2 separate regions of the Homo sapiens genome follow, and region 2 is linked to region 1. Evidence: chromatin loops called from intact Hi-C (ENCODE). Cell type or tissue: Calu3. All regions are shown on one strand. Each heading gives the region's core, and the rest is flanking DNA. Links, peaks and the distances in the headings are about the cores only.

Evidence for each region. Peaks named below come from ENCODE experiments on the same cell type or tissue, not always from the same donor. Only the 100,000 strongest peaks of a DNase experiment are listed, where the experiment ranks them.
Region 2: it touches region 1 in a loop (2.1-fold over the local background); 6 of 110 quality-filtered maps call a loop at or near these places.

What each region holds. Positions count from the first base shown.
Region 1 is chr2:58,866,611-58,874,955 of GRCh38, forward strand. All of the region lies in intron 3 of LINC01122 (long intergenic non-protein coding RNA 1122), which reads left to right. Among named protein-coding and RNA genes, the nearest start is that of LINC01793, 350 kb to the right of the region's middle. RefSeq lists an enhancer at 8,326-8,345. In Calu3, for the core only: no CTCF peak of the experiment used is centred there; a DNase peak (open chromatin) is centred at 4,311.
Region 2 is chr2:58,757,524-58,765,868 of GRCh38, forward strand. The region is part of intron 2 of LINC01122 (long intergenic non-protein coding RNA 1122); the gene reads left to right. Among named protein-coding and RNA genes, the nearest start is that of LINC01122, 240 kb to the left of the region's middle. In Calu3, for the core only: a CTCF peak has its summit at 4,894 (motif pointing right); a DNase peak (open chromatin) is centred at 4,858.

The DNA.
Region 1 (8,345 bases), core at 256-8,255:
AGAGGCTGCCATGAAGGAGTTATGTGGGAATCATGGCAAGAGGCTGCTCTCTGGCTGTCTGCATCCAACTCAGTTCCCCCTGTCTTGCCCTGACCCCCTGTTTTACCTGTAAACCAGAGGGTGTGAGAGATTGACTCTCAGCTAGCCCAGCCACTGATTTGCAACCAGTGGGCACCTGCTGCAAGTTCAGAAGGTTGGGCTGAAGTGGGAACTGCATTATCCACAGATATTTACAAGTCTGACAACTTCATGCATATCTCTTATGAGATTGCCTGACCAGCCATAGCCATACCTGGTTAAAAGGACCCTCACTTACTATATCCTTGCCGATAGGCTGCCATTTATTGTGCATCAATACCCAGGATTCCAGAGCACCATTTGCTTAAGTGGCAGCCAGACCAACATTAGGCCCAGTTGTGAATGAGTCAAAACATATCTTCCCCAGCTCGCTCTTTGTCCTCTCTTACTTTCCTCCTACTCCATCCTCTCATTGACTTTTAGACCCTTTTCACTCCATAAATAACAAAGGTTCATGGAGCTCTGTGAATAGCTTAGCTTGGTTAATGTTTTCCACACTTGTTCTACAAAGAGCCTTTTACCCAGTCCCTACCCTCTGCACCAAGCAGAGCAGTGCTTCCATTCTTATGTGTTTTTATATATTGAACATGAATTAAAGGTTGACTTAAGGAAAGAAATCTACTGCTAGAATGTCTTTGAAATCTACCACTTCTATTTAAACACACTCATCCTACAGATGAGGAAAATAACTTCCAGGGTGGGATCAGGGCTCAGAACATGATACCCCAAAATATGATACCTTGACATGCTGAGTATTTTTGAGCTGAAGGAGACAGGAAAGCCTCTGAAGCAAGAAGGTCTCTCTGACCTTCTCCTGCTCTTCTGTCTCCCACTCCTCTTACTCCCCTAGAGCAAACCATAAAACCTAGAAAGATCACTCTCTGACCTACCTCCTCTGAAAATTGATCATCAGACCCTCATGCGACAGTTATCCTGCCCTGTACCTGGAGGGAAGGAGTACTACCACAGAGGAGCCAGGAAGAATCTGAGCAGACAGGCCTTGCTGGGTTTCCCTGCCTTAGTCTATTACCATTAGACTATACACTTTTAACCAATTATGTTTTCTACAACTATCTGTGTTTTCCCCCAAACTTAACATAAAACATGCAGTTTTCCCTGAGTCTTTTCGTCTGCATTTCTGAAGGCTCCTGGTTTCACATAAAACATTGATAAATAAATTTGTTATGCTTCTCTCTTGCTGACACATCTTTTGTTATAGGAGTGCTGGCCGTGACTGCTGTGGTGCGTAAGGAAAAGGTATTACCTCTTTGCCCCTATAGTGGTTATGGTACTTAAACAAGTTAATTTGGTGGCTGAGTCTGAATTAGAACTCAGATTTCCCTAGTCATCCTCCTGTGCATTTTCATTCGTATCACCCTGTATAAAATATTTGTTCTCCCTGGGGCTTATGCGTTTTGAAAAGAGTCAAAATTTAGGTTCATATTCAATGATAGACTTTAGCAAACTCTACAAATGAGCTTTAGTCATAAGCCACAGTTGGAGGGTTCATGTGCTTGCATATGCAATGGTGGCCTTAAAACCCTCCCAGAGACTGAAATTGCAACATATTTGCTGGCCTCTTGCTCTATCCCCAAGGGCGGCAAACCTGGTGCTTCCTCTACCTTTCTGTGGCAGGCATCACAAGGATTTGCTATGCTGGCTAATGTCCCTGTTGTCTTCTATGAGAAGCTCTAATCAGAAATAGCTTCTGTCTGCAGTCGTTATTATGCCTCATGAGAAAATTCAGGGGCCATCTTCCTGAATGAGTAACGTGAACAGGAATGAAGTTCTCCAGAAGGTCTCAGGTTGACTCCATGATATCACAGTGCACCCACTCTATGCAAAGCTTCTCTGGGATTTCCATAAAAATTTCCACTATCTAAATCTCATTTGCATTCCTTTCTTAATTGATTCTGAACCAGCCCTCATTCCCTTAGTGATACCTCCATAAAACAACTTATTTCCACTCTTGAATAGCCACGCTAACAAGAATGGGTGATTTCTACCTGTGGAAGAAAAAGTATCATTCCAGTGTAAACTGGATTTGCCGCCCACGTTGTAGAAATTCTGCTTTCTTGAGTAATTGAGGTGCTCTTTTGAGATTTTTGTTGCCATTCCTAAGGTGAACTGTGCACTTAAAGATCTTGCTATACATTTGTATAATGCTTTATCAATTTATAAAGCATTATGAAATGCATTATTTTGTTGAATTCTTGATATGGTTTGGCACTGGGTCCCCACCAAAATCTCATCTTGAATTCTACTTCCATGATTCCCATGTGCTGTGGGAGGGACCCAGTGGGAGATAATCGAATCATGGGTGTGGTTTTCCCCATACTGTTCTTGTGGTAGTGAATAAATCTCACGAGATCTGATGGTTTTGTAAAGGGGGTTCCGCTTTCGCTTCTCTCTCATTCTCTCTTGCCACTGCTATGTGAGAAGTACCTTTTGCCTTCCGCCATGATCGTGGGGCCTCCCTAGCCACATGGAACTGTGAGTCCATTAAACCTGTTTTCCTTCCCAGTCTCAGGTATGACTTTATCAGCAGTGTAAAAATGGACTAATACAATTCTAAAAGCCAAACTGCCAAGTAGCTGAAGCAGGTGGAGCCAGGATACTAAGGGTTGGAAAAGGGAGATCACCTTTCAAGAGGGAACCCATGTTTTCTGACTCCTCAGTACCAAGCTCCACATGTTTGGGAAGCAGTCACTTGCTGGAGAACTTGGGAAAGAGATATACTTGCTAGGAGTTACATGAAAACTGTAGTTATTGCACTGTTTCCAGTATCCAGCAAGAGGCAAGAGAGTTGGAGTTGGCTTTCCTTGCATACAACCCTTAACCAGCAAAGCATCCCCACAGTCCCTTACTCTCATCACCTAGGTGCCATTTCCCTTCCACTTCAGCCCTACCTTCCCTAATTTTCTGACCTCCTACCTTATTAACTCTTGATTTTAGAATGGTGGAATAGTACACCCTTTGGGGGCTGATGCTGATGTGTGCATTTACCTGATTGCCTGCCTGTATTTTCATTCATGCATTTATTTAAAAATATCTAATCACCTTCTACTGTGTACCAGGCACTGTGTAGCAGGAAGAAGATGGAGATACAATGTTGAACAAAGTAGACTTTCTGCCCCCTTGGAGCTTGCAATCCTGAGGGTGAGGGGAAGATATTCTATTACTCAAAGGTTTTGCTTGCAAGCAATAGACTCTAAAATTGGTTAACTAGAGCAGAAATGGAATTTATAAATTCTCACAGCACCAATGGGAATCTTAATAACCAAATTCAAATTCATAAATAGGCAAGCTCTAAAGGAAGCTTGGTAGCAGGGCCACATAGCCAAGGTAGCGCTGCAGAACAGTCTAGGTTGTACCTGTCACTGCCACTGCTGTCCTGGAAATTTGGTGCCCTTGCAGCTTCATTCTCATGGCTGTCACCCTGAATAGTTTCTCAATTTTCTCTTTGTTTTGCTTTATTTCCTTAAGGTTTAAAATCTCAAGTAAGGATGTTAGATTGTTTGAGTCTACACTCTAGCTACATGCAGTATTAAAAGGGATAACTGGGTCCTTTCCTTTCTGTAGTGGGAGGTGAAGGTTTTCTCTTCAACAGCACACACCTCTGAGTTTATTCCTCAATCCTTGGGATCTCTTGCAATTGTGAAGGGCCATGTGAATCATGATAAATTTAAAAATCTTATACTAAGAGTAATGCGTGGCCAGTGAAGTGCTTCAAGGTTGAAAGTAATATGGGTCAGTTTACATTTGCAAAAGAAATTTCAGTGGCATTACAGTAAGTCTGGAACAGAAACCAGACAGCAACATGCTTTCCACAAGAAATTTTAAACCAACTAAATGATTTATATTTGAATTATAACTTGTAAAATTAAAGTAATTCATGCATATTATAATAATTTGGGGTAATTAATGCTAGATGCTGTAACAACCCCAAACTCTCATTGGCTTATTTTCTTATTCACATAAAGTCCAGTGTAGATGTTGTTAGTTAACAACAAGTGGTCTTCAAAATAGTTCTTCAAGGACCCAGGTTCTTTGCATCTGATGGATCCATCATCCCTTCTGGCCTTTGATTCTTTTTGCTGGAGACTTGGTATTTGATCAGGGATCAGGGAAAGAGAGAGGGTAAAAGATCATGTGATACATTTTTATGGGCTATGCACAGAGACGCTGTTATCACTTTCTCTCACATTCCATTGGCTAATACTCAGTCACATGGCCATCCACCTTCAAAGGAGGCTGGGAAATGTAGTCTGTGTGTCCAGGAAGTAAAGGGAACAGGTTTTGATGAACACATAGCAGCCTGCAACGTACAAATAGCTTAAAAATTTATAGGCACAGAGGCTTACAACAAAAAATTGAAAAATAAACTCTTTTCTACCTCCTAGCCCATTGGCAGTGCCCTGAGTAATGTACCTCTGATTCCTTTTTTAGAGCATGTGACAGCAAGATTGCCTCTATGTTTAGCTCAATGTAACATACATGTTGTGAAGCAGGAGAAAGCATTACATTTCAGATTATTAGAGTAATTCCAGGTCAAAGATCCAGAGTTCAGTGAGGTGTGTCACCCACCAGCCATTTGGGTTGAAGCATCAAGGTGTCCCCATCACTTTAGGGCAGGGTTTCTCAGTCTCAGCACTACTCACATTTTGGAATGGGTAATTCTTTGTTGATAGGGGCTGTCCTATATATTGTAAGATGTTTAGCAGCATTCCTTGGCTCTACCCACTAGGTAGTAGTAGTAGTAGTACCCCTCCCCTTACTTGTGACAATTGAGCATTCCCTGACATTGCATATGTATCCTGGAAAGTAAAATAACCCCTAGTTAGGAACCACTGCCAGAGAGGTTGAACCTGGGAGACTCAGAGAGAAGAAGACAGATTCTGTCACTGTGGGCCTCAGATGATGGCACCACTGAGTTTTAAAGGTAAGAATTCCCCTCAGCTTGAGTTGTAGAGAAAGATGAGGATGTGAAAGAATACCATTGCTGAGGTACTTTGGTGTGAAAGACGCAGTTAGGTACAGCACACCATCATATTACTTTAAGATCCAGGAATGACTTTCTTCGTGACTCCAGCCAATACTATTCTCCATGCCTCATCCTTATCACATCTACTAGTCAGAAACATGGCAACACTTGAACAGAAGTTGGGAGTTTAAGGACAAAGAAAGCTAGGTATCAACTTGATTTATCTAGCTGAGGTAGACCAGACCTTTTTTTTTTTTCCCCCTGAAGTGCAGCCCCCTGGTGGATAAAGATTTACTCTACATCTCTGATTCAGCTGCCCTGTGGAGACAGACATTAAAGAAGAATTAAGAATGAAGACAAGAATATTGATCTCCCTCACCAATCTCCTCTAACCGATACCTCTTAATCACAGAACAAATTGGAGTCCCGGTAAACTACTTTAATGAGCATCCATTCTATTTCTTAGTTCACATGATGGGAAGAGAAGCTATCTTGCTGTCTCCCTACCTGGTTTCTCTTTATTTGTGTTTGTAATTCACTTTCTCATACCATGTCTATATTTCATTTTATGTATACATGCATATATATATATACACATACACACACACACACACACACACACATATATTATTTCACATTTTCATCTGTGTTTTGCTGTAACACTGGAGGTTTATTATTTTAGATTGTTGTGAGGCACCTGAATATTTTGCAAGACAATGAGCCTCTAGAATCTTGGTATCCAAGGAACTAATTTCGTGCAGCAAGAGAAAAAAAAAAGGTAAGCAAAAGAAAACAGTAACTATACATCTGGATTCTAGACAGTGTTAGGATGGCATAACTTGTTCCCATCTGAGTGAATTCAGTGGATTTGTATTATACAGTGCCTGCTTAAAACGTGTAGCCAAATCAGAGCCATTCTTTAAATTAAAAACAAACCCCATGGCTTTTGCAGCACTGTGTGCCTTGTATTTGCAACTCTGTTCAGTGAAACAAACTCTTGTCCCAAGAGAGTGGGCAGACAGGAGAGCTCTTAGTGCACAAGCATAAATTTCTTCCTCCTTCCAAATGATATTTTATAAAATTGTAAAGGAAATTGACACCTGAAAGTGCCTGGGTAATGCCATGTCATAAACTTTGTACTGTAAATTGGAGAGCTGGGGTAGACTGTGTTTTGAGCAGCAGGCTACGTACCCAGAAACTGGGCCTATGTTCCCAGGCCTGTCCCTGGCTTTGTGTCACCCAGGGGAAATCAGTACTTTTGCCAGGGCCTGGATTACCCATCTCCAAAGTGTAGATAGATATACACTTTTGCTCCCTCCTTGTCTCTGTTCCCAGCTGTAACTTGCATTTTTGGTATTCAGAAAATAGATGAGCCAATGTTTATGAAACACTTCGAAACCCTAAGTAAAATAATCTTATGCAAGCCTAAGTTGTTATCAACTGTATTGTTATCCTTATCATTACAATGTACATGCTGTTGCATATTTGCAAATTACATACAGTAATTACCTGAATACATACAGTAATTCAAGTACCATTACTAGTACTTGACATTAGTATTTCATATCAACTTGCAGGGCAATAAATACTGCTGGGATGCTTTCACTTGACAGTTGATTATTTATTGGTAGCTCAGGATTTGTTAGACACTATAATTTAAGAGAATTTTAAACTTTGTCTGCCAGCAACTTCATAATCTCAGATATCCTGTGTCTGGTGATAGGCCTGTGCTGTAGGAAGTTCCCAGAATATTAAAGATTCAAGAAACCTGTAAGTGTATCTCCTTCAATGCTTCCATTTTGCAGATGAAGAGATGAGGTCCAGAAAGATCAAGTGACTCTCCCAAGCTGTGTAGTTAATGTGTCAGGACTGAAACCCAAGTCTCTGAATGTGCAGTTAATTGCTCTTTTCATTGTCTTGAACTATATGGCAAAGGCAAAAAAGAAGAAAAAGGGGGTACAGAGCCCAATTGTTTTGCTTGATTGCGTGATTCCCCAATAGTGACAGAGTTACACTGTTAAGGATTTAGAAAATGTCCCCATGGTACCTTAAAAGACTAACTGAAGTTGACAAGAAAGATGAAAACCAAATGTAACCCATGGGTTAGAGACATCAGTGACATGATTAGAAGACTATGGGATGAGTTTCCTTAGAGAGCTGTGGCATAATCTTCTAGTGTGAAGTTGTACTGCTGTCTTTCTGGCAGGCAAGTAGGTGGACTCCATTTTCTATCACCTTTACAGCTGGGATATAAATGAAGATTGTCACTTCCTGGCACTTAGTTGACCCTTTGCATAGAAAACACAACAAATTGGGTGTTGATGATGGTGGAGGTGATTATTTGGGTGAGTCCACATAGAGGAACTAGGCAGCCACATCACTGCCTATGGAGCAGAGATTCCTACTTACTGTGTGGGGACATTTATCATTGACAGATATTCTCCAGGTGGTCCATGGGCTGATATTTTTAAATCATATTAATGTTTTCTTCATAATACAGAATTGTTTCTGGCACCAATTAATAATGTGATTATGATATTTCATACAACTCAGACAGTCCCAGTTTGATTTTTTATCAGTGGCAATCTATCTTCTCATTATTTTTCCTCGTAGGGAATTCTTGTTTTCCAGTGTGTCATCAGAGATCACTCTCACTTTAGTAGGCTGAGATTTGAAAAGAAGTACTTATTTTTAGTAGAGAGATCCATATTATTCCTAGGAGCATGGAAGAGTAATGACACAGCATGATGCTGAAGTATGGTATAGTGTTGGAAATACTAGACTAGAAGTCAAAGGATTGGGAAACTCATCCCGACTTACATACCAAGTAGTTTTGTGATATGACAACTCACTTAACATTTCAGGGCCTTACCTTTCTCTTCTGTAAAATGACATAATTTGATTAAGTCAATTCTAAAGCCCCCTCTAGTCATAAAATTATAGGGATCTAAGTGAATTGAAAATTGATGGCACAATTTAGGAGAAAACTTCCTGGGTTATGGAAGATATTATTATAATTCTTGTGAAACACACAAATTACACCAAATGACCCTAGAGCCAGAGCCCTGCAGCCCTGAAGCTCCCAAGGTGTGAGAGGATAGCTTTATGTTTTTATGCTGTACACAAACCACCCTTTTCCCCAAAACAAGAAGCACATTTTCAACCATAGCTGTTGGGTAATTACATACCCAAACACTAGCCATCATAAGCTATATTGGTGTTTTGTACACCATGCTATGGAATGGTGTACCATCTAAGTTCTTTCTGATGGTGTCAGGAAGAC
Region 2 (8,345 bases), core at 117-8,116, 110 kb before region 1:
AAAACTAGCCCAGGGAGACTCACCAGGGAAAGGTCTCATCATTTTAAGTATCAAATTGCCCTAGAGCATTATTTGCTGGATTGACTCTTAAGAAGACCTAAATGGTAAAGAAAAAGATCTCTGGCCTTTGAAATATTTATATGAATACACAGAACCAAGATTTTGTTTCATGTGTAAATAGTGAATTAGCTTTATTCATTTGATAAGGAAGCAACATACACCAAAAGCACTGAAATTGTCTTTTTCTTTTTCTAAACTGCTGCTTTTTTCCAGTCTGTGTGCCCATCACGCACAGTACACTTGGTCAATGCATTCAGTGAGAACGATGATGGTTAAAGGTTGGATTTCATTTCCTTGACAGTCTGCAACCAGAAGATGACTCTCTGCTTTGGATTCTAGTGGTAGTTCGCCCCGTGTCACTTTTGGTAAGGATCCCACAGAATAGTCATGCAATATGATGTGGACAAGGAAGATGCAAACATTACAGGATGTGCCTTTTTATAAGGCATTAAATTACCTTCAATTCTTTTCTTTTCTGGGTGAAAGAGAAAGATGAAACTGAAGGCTCGAGAGCACCATTGAAAAGCAACAGGCCTCGCAGATGGCTGACCCAGATAACTGATAGCATGACATTACAGCCTCGCTCTGTGTGGTGAGCTCTGGCAACCCTGAGCCCCCTGGCTGCCCGCCACTAACTGCCAGGCTAAACTTTGCTTCCTGTGGTCACTCTGAAATTGTCGTTAGCCTAATGGAGGGGCTCCCCACCCTACCTACCCACAGACCAGGCCTCGATATTTCCTTCTGCATCACCTCTTGAGAGACTCACTGCATTGAAGAACTTGGGGCATTCATGAAACTTTTGTCTTGAGTCTAACATGGCTTAGATCAGTTCTCTTCAACCAGCTGTACTCCAGTGCCCTTAGTCACGTGGAAGAGTTAAACTCTTACTTCGTTCATGCCAAATCAACCCTCAGCAAGAAAACCATTTCTTTTTAAAAATGCAGAGAAATGTACATTGTACTCCATAATATGTCTGTGTTTTAATTTCTTAAAGTATTTAACAACCATCACCTGCTGCCATGACTGCAGCATTTTAGAGAAAAAGTGATGTTTAGTGTGATCCTTAAACCAGCAGTATCAACATCATCTGGGAACTTGCTGGAAATGCAGATTCTCAGACATCCACTTACAGAATCAGAAACTCTAAGGGTAGAGCTTAGCTATCAAGCTCCACTGGTTCTTAACAAGCTCTCTAGGTGACTGTGTTGTATAATAAAGTTTGAGAGCCATGTGCTGTGTTAACCTGGGGACTGTGAGTATTTTCTGATGTGGGTACTCTCAGGCATGTCATTCCCAAATTGGAGAAGCAGAAGATAGTTGATGGGAGCAGAGGTTCTTCAGTTTTTTTTTTTTTTTTAAGGAAATGTTTACATATGGGAAATACATATGGTCCCCAACTTACAATGGTTCAACCTACTATTTTTTTTAACTTTACAGTGGTGTAAAAGTGGTACACATCCAGTAGAAACTGTACTTTGAATTTTGATCTTTTCCTAAACTAAGATAAACTCATGACTATCTGTAGCATCCTCATCATCCAGCAATTAATTTTAGTTCAGTGCTTCAACATTCTTCAGGCCTACTGTGCCTTCAGCTGTATACATTAATGATGAATACTCGTACGATGATTCTGTTTTTTACTTTTGGTACAGTATTCAATAAATTACATGAGATATTCAATGATTTATTATAAAAATATGCTTTGTCTTAGATGATTTTGCCCAACTGGAGGCTAATGTACATGTTCCGAGCATGGCTATTGATGTTTGGTAGGTTACATATTGTATTAGTTCATTAGTTCATTGTCATAAAAACCTGAAGCTGGGTAATTTATAAAGACAAAAGGTTTAATTGGCTCACAGTTCTGCAGGCTGTGCAAGAAGTGTGGTGCTGGCATCTGCTTCTGATGATGGCCTCAGGAAGCTTACAGTCATGACAGAAGGTGAAGTAGAAGCCAGACCATCACATGGCAAGAGCAGGAGCAAAAGAGAAAGGGAAGAAGTGTTACACTCTTTTAAACAACTAGAACTTGTGTAAACTGACTGAGTGAGAATTCAGTCATCACCAAGGGATGGCACTAAGCCATTTATGAGAGATTCACCCTGATGACCCAATACCTCCTACCAGGCCCCACCTCCAACACTGGAAGTCACATTTCAATGTGAGATTGGAAGAGGACAAACATCCAAACCATATCAGTGTGTTAAATTCATTTTCAACTTATGATGGGTTTATTGGGACATAACACCATTGTAAGTCAAGAAGCATCTGTACTTACTTGGATGTACCCAAAGTTCATTGAGTTGGCCCTTTCATAAATATTTACTGAGCACTTACTGTGCAGGCACTCTTCTGTGCATTAGAGATACAACTGTGGACAAGGATAGCCAATAATCAAGTGTAATGTCAATAGAAATAAGTGCCACAGAGAACAATATAGCAGTATATAGGATCAAGAATGTCTGAGTTAGGATTGCTCTTTTGGACAGGGTGATCAGAAAAGGGCTTTCTAAAGAGGAAGCTTTTGAGCACACCTGAGTGAAGTAAAGGACCAGGTTATGAGACTGTCTGGTAGAAGATATTTCTAAGCAAACTGTGGATGATACCTTTGTCAGTTTCTCCAACTTAGAATAGAGAAGCCTCGATACTGAGAACATTTCTTATCTTTTCCTTCTGGGCTCTAGGTCACTGGGACTCACTGTCTCGTTCCCAAGTCAACTCTGTGCTGAAGACACGTTCAATAGGAAGAGGTGGTTTAACTCTTCTGGCAAATATTATGCATGGTGGCTGTCCCTGAGAGTATCTGCTAGAGCAAGGGGTCAAGCATTGAGTCCTAGGCCCTGGGTGAGCAAGGGAACCAACTGGAACTCTAGACCTCTCTCTCACATCTCCCAGAGCAAAAACTAGGAAAACAATTTGCAGTGTTTTTACTCCATAGATGACATTGAAGTTCTTCTCATGTCTGGATGTAGTGTATGGATGTGAATATAAATCTCTCACAAACTTTCGTACTTTACTAGTAGCAGCAACACATTACTTGTAACCTTACTTTGTGAGTATTCCAGGCACAGCACTTTGTCAAGACAAAGCCCTAGGTTAAAAAGTACTGTGAGAGAGGTCAAGGTAACAGATTCAATCCCTATCTGTGGCAGTTATCATTCCCCTAGAGACTCATGACCCTTCATAAAGTGGATTTTTTTTTAAGTAAATACCATTAGCATCAGGGAGCATGGGGCATGGAAGTACAAGTCATTCTCACCAAAGGCTTGCCAAATAAAGGCAATATTGACAGAGGGTTAAGACGGAAATTAAACAATTTGTTTGTTGCAAAGTATGGTGGAGGCTGAGATTCAACTAGCAGAAGCAAAAATCATTTCTCTTTCCTTAATTCATAGCCCTTTTTTTTTTAATGAAAATATTCAATGAAAGTAGTATTCAACAGTAGTTTATGATCCTGAAGAGCCACTCAGGGGTTTCCCCCTTCATCCTACTGAAAATGCACAGAGACTTCACAAGAGAGTTTCACTGAGCAGCAGTGGTGATAGTACAACCAGGGCTTTACCTGTCTTTGAAGATGAACAGCAGAACATCCATCATCCATGAGACCCACTGTGCTACCAAAAGCGTAAAGAAAACCATGAGTGCAGTGTTGTGATTCCCAAAGATATTTCTAATGATTTTCAAAACAAGAGCAAGAAAGGAGTCACAATTGTACTCTATTCCCACTTGAGATACAAAGGACATTTTCCCCAGGATATGGGGACTGATTAAGCCAGCAGTATCAACATTATCTGAGAACTTGTTAGAAATGCAAGATCAAGCACTTTCTTCTCATTCTTTTTCATTCATGTGCTTTCCCTCACACTGCTTTACTTTCTCTGCCTTTCATTTCTCTGGTTTATCACTGGCTCCCTCATCCTTCAGCCCTTGGATACAATGTGAAGTTTGAAACCTCCAGCAGTCCTTTCCTTCAAAGAAAGCATGTAACCCCCACACTGGAATGTCTTTGGAGCTGTGTGAATAAATGTGTTGAGAAGGAGTAGATGGTTCCCAGGTAATTTTTGCAGACAGAACGGCAATCCAATTCTGGATCTGCAGTCAAACCATCTGCAGAGATAAACATCAGAAGCAAATTTGTATTTGTGGGGGAAACTGTCCTTCGTCCTCAACCCAACATTGAATCTGAAATATTTACAAGCTTTATTACATGTAGAATTGGTTTTTAATGCTTTGAGGTGTTGTGTAGGTGAAAGGGAATGGAGCTGATAAATGTAGTTACATTCTTGCATCCATTGGTGACACAATTTTCCAAAAAAGTCATTTTGCATGTAGAAAAAAATAATGATGGGGGAAATGAAATAGTGTCATAAAAATGTATAAAATAATCTGGCAGGGCTCAAAATTTGAGAGAGATTTGAGGCCAAGCAAAAGACTCTATCAAAAAGACTTTAAATGCTATCTCCAATTTTCTTAAATTTAGATAATAAGAACATAACATTTTTCAATCTAAAATGATTCCCCTTGTTGATGGGGGTCTGAGAGCCAGGGCTGCAAGACTGTTCATTCTGGTTTATCTTCAGATGAAATCCAGCCATGGGGTTCAGGTGGAGGGCATCGAATTGTTGTGAGAAAGCAGTGGTGTAGAAATCTCTCATTGCACCGGCATCAGACTTTCTCACATACACAGAGATAGAACATTATAATTCTCCGCCCCACCCTGCATTCTTGTGGGATTTAAGAAATTCCTGCTCTCACTTTCTACAAGGGCTGGTGTAGTTCATGCTGGTGCCAAATTGGTCACAAGGGGGCACCGAAGTGCCACAAATTTTGCCCTGGGACCTTTCTACACATGCAAATTTCCAGCAACAGAGGCCACAGAACTGTGGCCCTTCAGGAGCATTCTTCCCAAGCTTGCTTGGCAGAGGCATCACCATGGTGGTTGGAATCATAAAACATCGCCCACAGTTTGTGTCTGCCCAAGTGTCCATCTTGGTGCCAGTTTGAAAGTATTCCACCATGGTGGTTGAAGCACCATATTAAGGTTCTTTCTTTAAAATATTTTTTTTTCTTTAGCTAATTCAGCCCTGCATCATGTTACTTTTAGAGAAATTGTTACAAAAATCCATTTGAGAGGAATCTGTTAATTAAAAAAAAATTGATAGTACACTTTCTAACAATACATTTCAAGTATTGGTGTCCTGAATCTATTCCTAACAGGGAAACTATTATTTTCTTTTTTAACTGTTTGCCAAAGGAGACAGTCATTTGTTTATTTATTTACTGTGCATTGTCTTTCCTCTTTACCTGAAAAGTGAAGAATTGGCAGGGTTCTTGCTGCAACATGAAGAACCATGGGATAATTTCATGGAGCAACAGTGAAGTTATATGTTAGTTTCTCTCACTTAGAGAAGATGGGGAATTTGACTATTGATTTCAAATTTTCTCTGTCTGGGCAGGAGAGCTTGTATTTTATTAAATGCAGTCAATTTGTGGTGAAATATTCTTTTTATTTTTCAAGATAGATTGCTGATTTACTTTAGAAGGGTGGGAAAATAAGTCTGTACCTGCTGAGTGCTGAAGAGAAGTGTTTATTTGCTTTATTGATTTGATCCATTTTTGTGAGATGTTTTCTATGTATTTTTCATTTGGCTACAAAACCTGCCCACAAATGGTCCTGGCTGTTGTACTGCTTCAGCATTCTGGAGAATAGCTCCAAAGAGTAGAGTTTGGAATTTGCAAATAATTCTTTTGTTGGAGAAGCCTTTCGTGGAGAGAAGCTCTGTGCCTCGGATATGGACAGGCTTATAACAGCAACCTCTATACTTTCCAGTGATCTTGATTGGTTAAGTTGTCTTACGGTTCGAGGGTATGAACAAAATAAGTTTTGGCTTCCCAGCTAGGACCCTCAGATCATTGTTAAGTGGGAAGCATGATCAATCACAGGTACTAACATAAATACCAAGAATATTAAGCTTTCAAAAATGGTCCTTCTGGCCTTGAATTCTTTATTTGGTATCAGAGGATGAAAGCTTCCTGTTTAAAAACAAAATGATGATACTGCTTCCGATTGAAAACTTATTCATTTATTTAAAAGCTAGACTTAAAAAAAGCTAGACTTTTAAAAGGCCATTCAATTATGATGAGCAAGAAGAATGTCTGATCTATAGTTTTAAGTGGAAAAGTATAATGTACATACTATGTATATAAAATTTTACTCAAAATTTTACATACAAGATGTAAAATGTGAGTATGTTTATATGTAGCAACTGGGAGGCATTTTGGATTACATAGGCTATTTTGTAGGGATTTAGATTATAGGTGACTTTAAACAAATTTGGTTGTGTTAATTTTAGAACATTATTTATGCTAAAAAAGAGCATTGGATACTTTTGTAAAATGATGACTCCTTTATGTGATTGGGACTAATTATCTTGACATTTTCTGGCTGAGTTAAAAAATTTTTTGAATGTTGGGTTTCTTTCAAGTCATATCTGATTCCATTAGAGTTGACCATTTCTACTTTCTTTACAGAGGAAATCAGACCAAGATTTTTAGATCTAGACTGGAAAGATAAACATAAATTTTATTGCAATTTAAATTACATATAGTATCCATCCAATTTTGACAGAATAGGCTCAGGATTCATTGATATTTTTTATTTCTTCGATAATGAGGTAGAGAAAATAAACTTGACAAATTCTAAACTATACTCAACTGTTCTAGAAATAATATATAATAAGCTTCCATTAATGGAATGACCTGTTGCAATGAAGTATATTTTTAAAAATCCTTATGTATATATTTCAAGATTAGAAAGCTCACACACACACAATTTTTTTTAATATATAAAGGAGAAAACAGGTTTGTCATACAATTAGTTCATATACATATGAGGTCAGTTAACTCTGTTCAGCTTTTAGTCATGCATAGAAGGATAGCTAAAGATAGCAGATTCAACCCACTTCATTTCCTATGTGCGCCTAAAGGCACTGATGCTGAGTTTTGGCAGAGAAAATAAATTCAAATATAAGAGGATGTAGGCATGTTGATTTCCAGACCAGAGAAAGAAGTTAAAGAAGTAACTTTGTTTTGGATAGAGGTGGGTGGGAAGGACGCTCTCTTTGAAGTAATGTTCGGAGCTTAGATGATGTTCTAGGAGCCTTTCCAAATTTAATTATTTTTGTGCTCAGTATTTCAAATTTCAAATAATTACAGTTATCTAAATTTCAATACAGGCATATGGGTTCCCCATTTCCTGTGACTTATAACTGTACTTGTTTGGGGGAAGGAAGTTTCAAAGGTGAGATTCATTTTCATGGTGGCTGTGGTTGTTTCCATTGTGCACTTTTCCAGGCAGTTGTTGTGAAAGCAGCCCAGGAAACTTTGCTTATCACTGGCTAAAAGGCGATACTTAAAGGTGAGCTTTTGGGTGGTGGAGCAGGAAGTGGTGAAAGAAATACATAAGAAAGTAATCTTGGAACAAAAGCCTTGCCAATTTGTTCATTCTTGCATTTTTAAAAAAAAAAGAATAATAAAGATTCGATAATCCTGGATTCTCAGAGCAATGCTTCCATCACTGTGCTTCATCCTGAAGAGCAATTTGTTCATCTACATTAGGTTTCTTATTTATATTCACATATGGATAGGTATTTCTTTACATTCGGCTGCCTCTTATTATATACTGAAAAGACAATATGCTTTTCCAGTCTTGTAGCATTGTTGCTGGTTTGGGACATCCCCACGTATTAAAAACATGCAACTGGCATAGGATGTTTACCCCATTAATTAAATTTTTCCTAATGCAGTTTATTGTGGGTGCTATTTTCAGGTCATGCTTCTATTTGTAGTCTCTCTCTCTCTCTCTCAAGTAGATTTTTAAAAAAACAGGTCTAGAAATCTTTGTGAAACTTAAAAAAAATTATATGGAGTTATAAGCATTTCTTTCAAATTAACGCTTATTTAGATACCTAAAATGTTATCACCTGGAGTTTTTTTTAATGTAGATAACTCAACTTGACTTCTATTTTTTTCTTGTTTAAAAGTTTGTTGTTGTTGTTGTTGTTTTTAAAATGAGAGTTCTTATTGATGGGAGAATACTGAGCCCCCCTTTCCCTAATATGTAGATGAAAAGGGGAAATTAATGATTGACTGAACTTTTCACTTTTATCCAGATGTCTTTGCTTTCTGTCTACTTAGCCTAAGTGTGTGTGTGTGTGTGTGTGTGTGTGTGTGTGTGTGTGTGTGTGTGTGTATGTGTCTACAGGCATGTGTTCTAACCCTCCAGT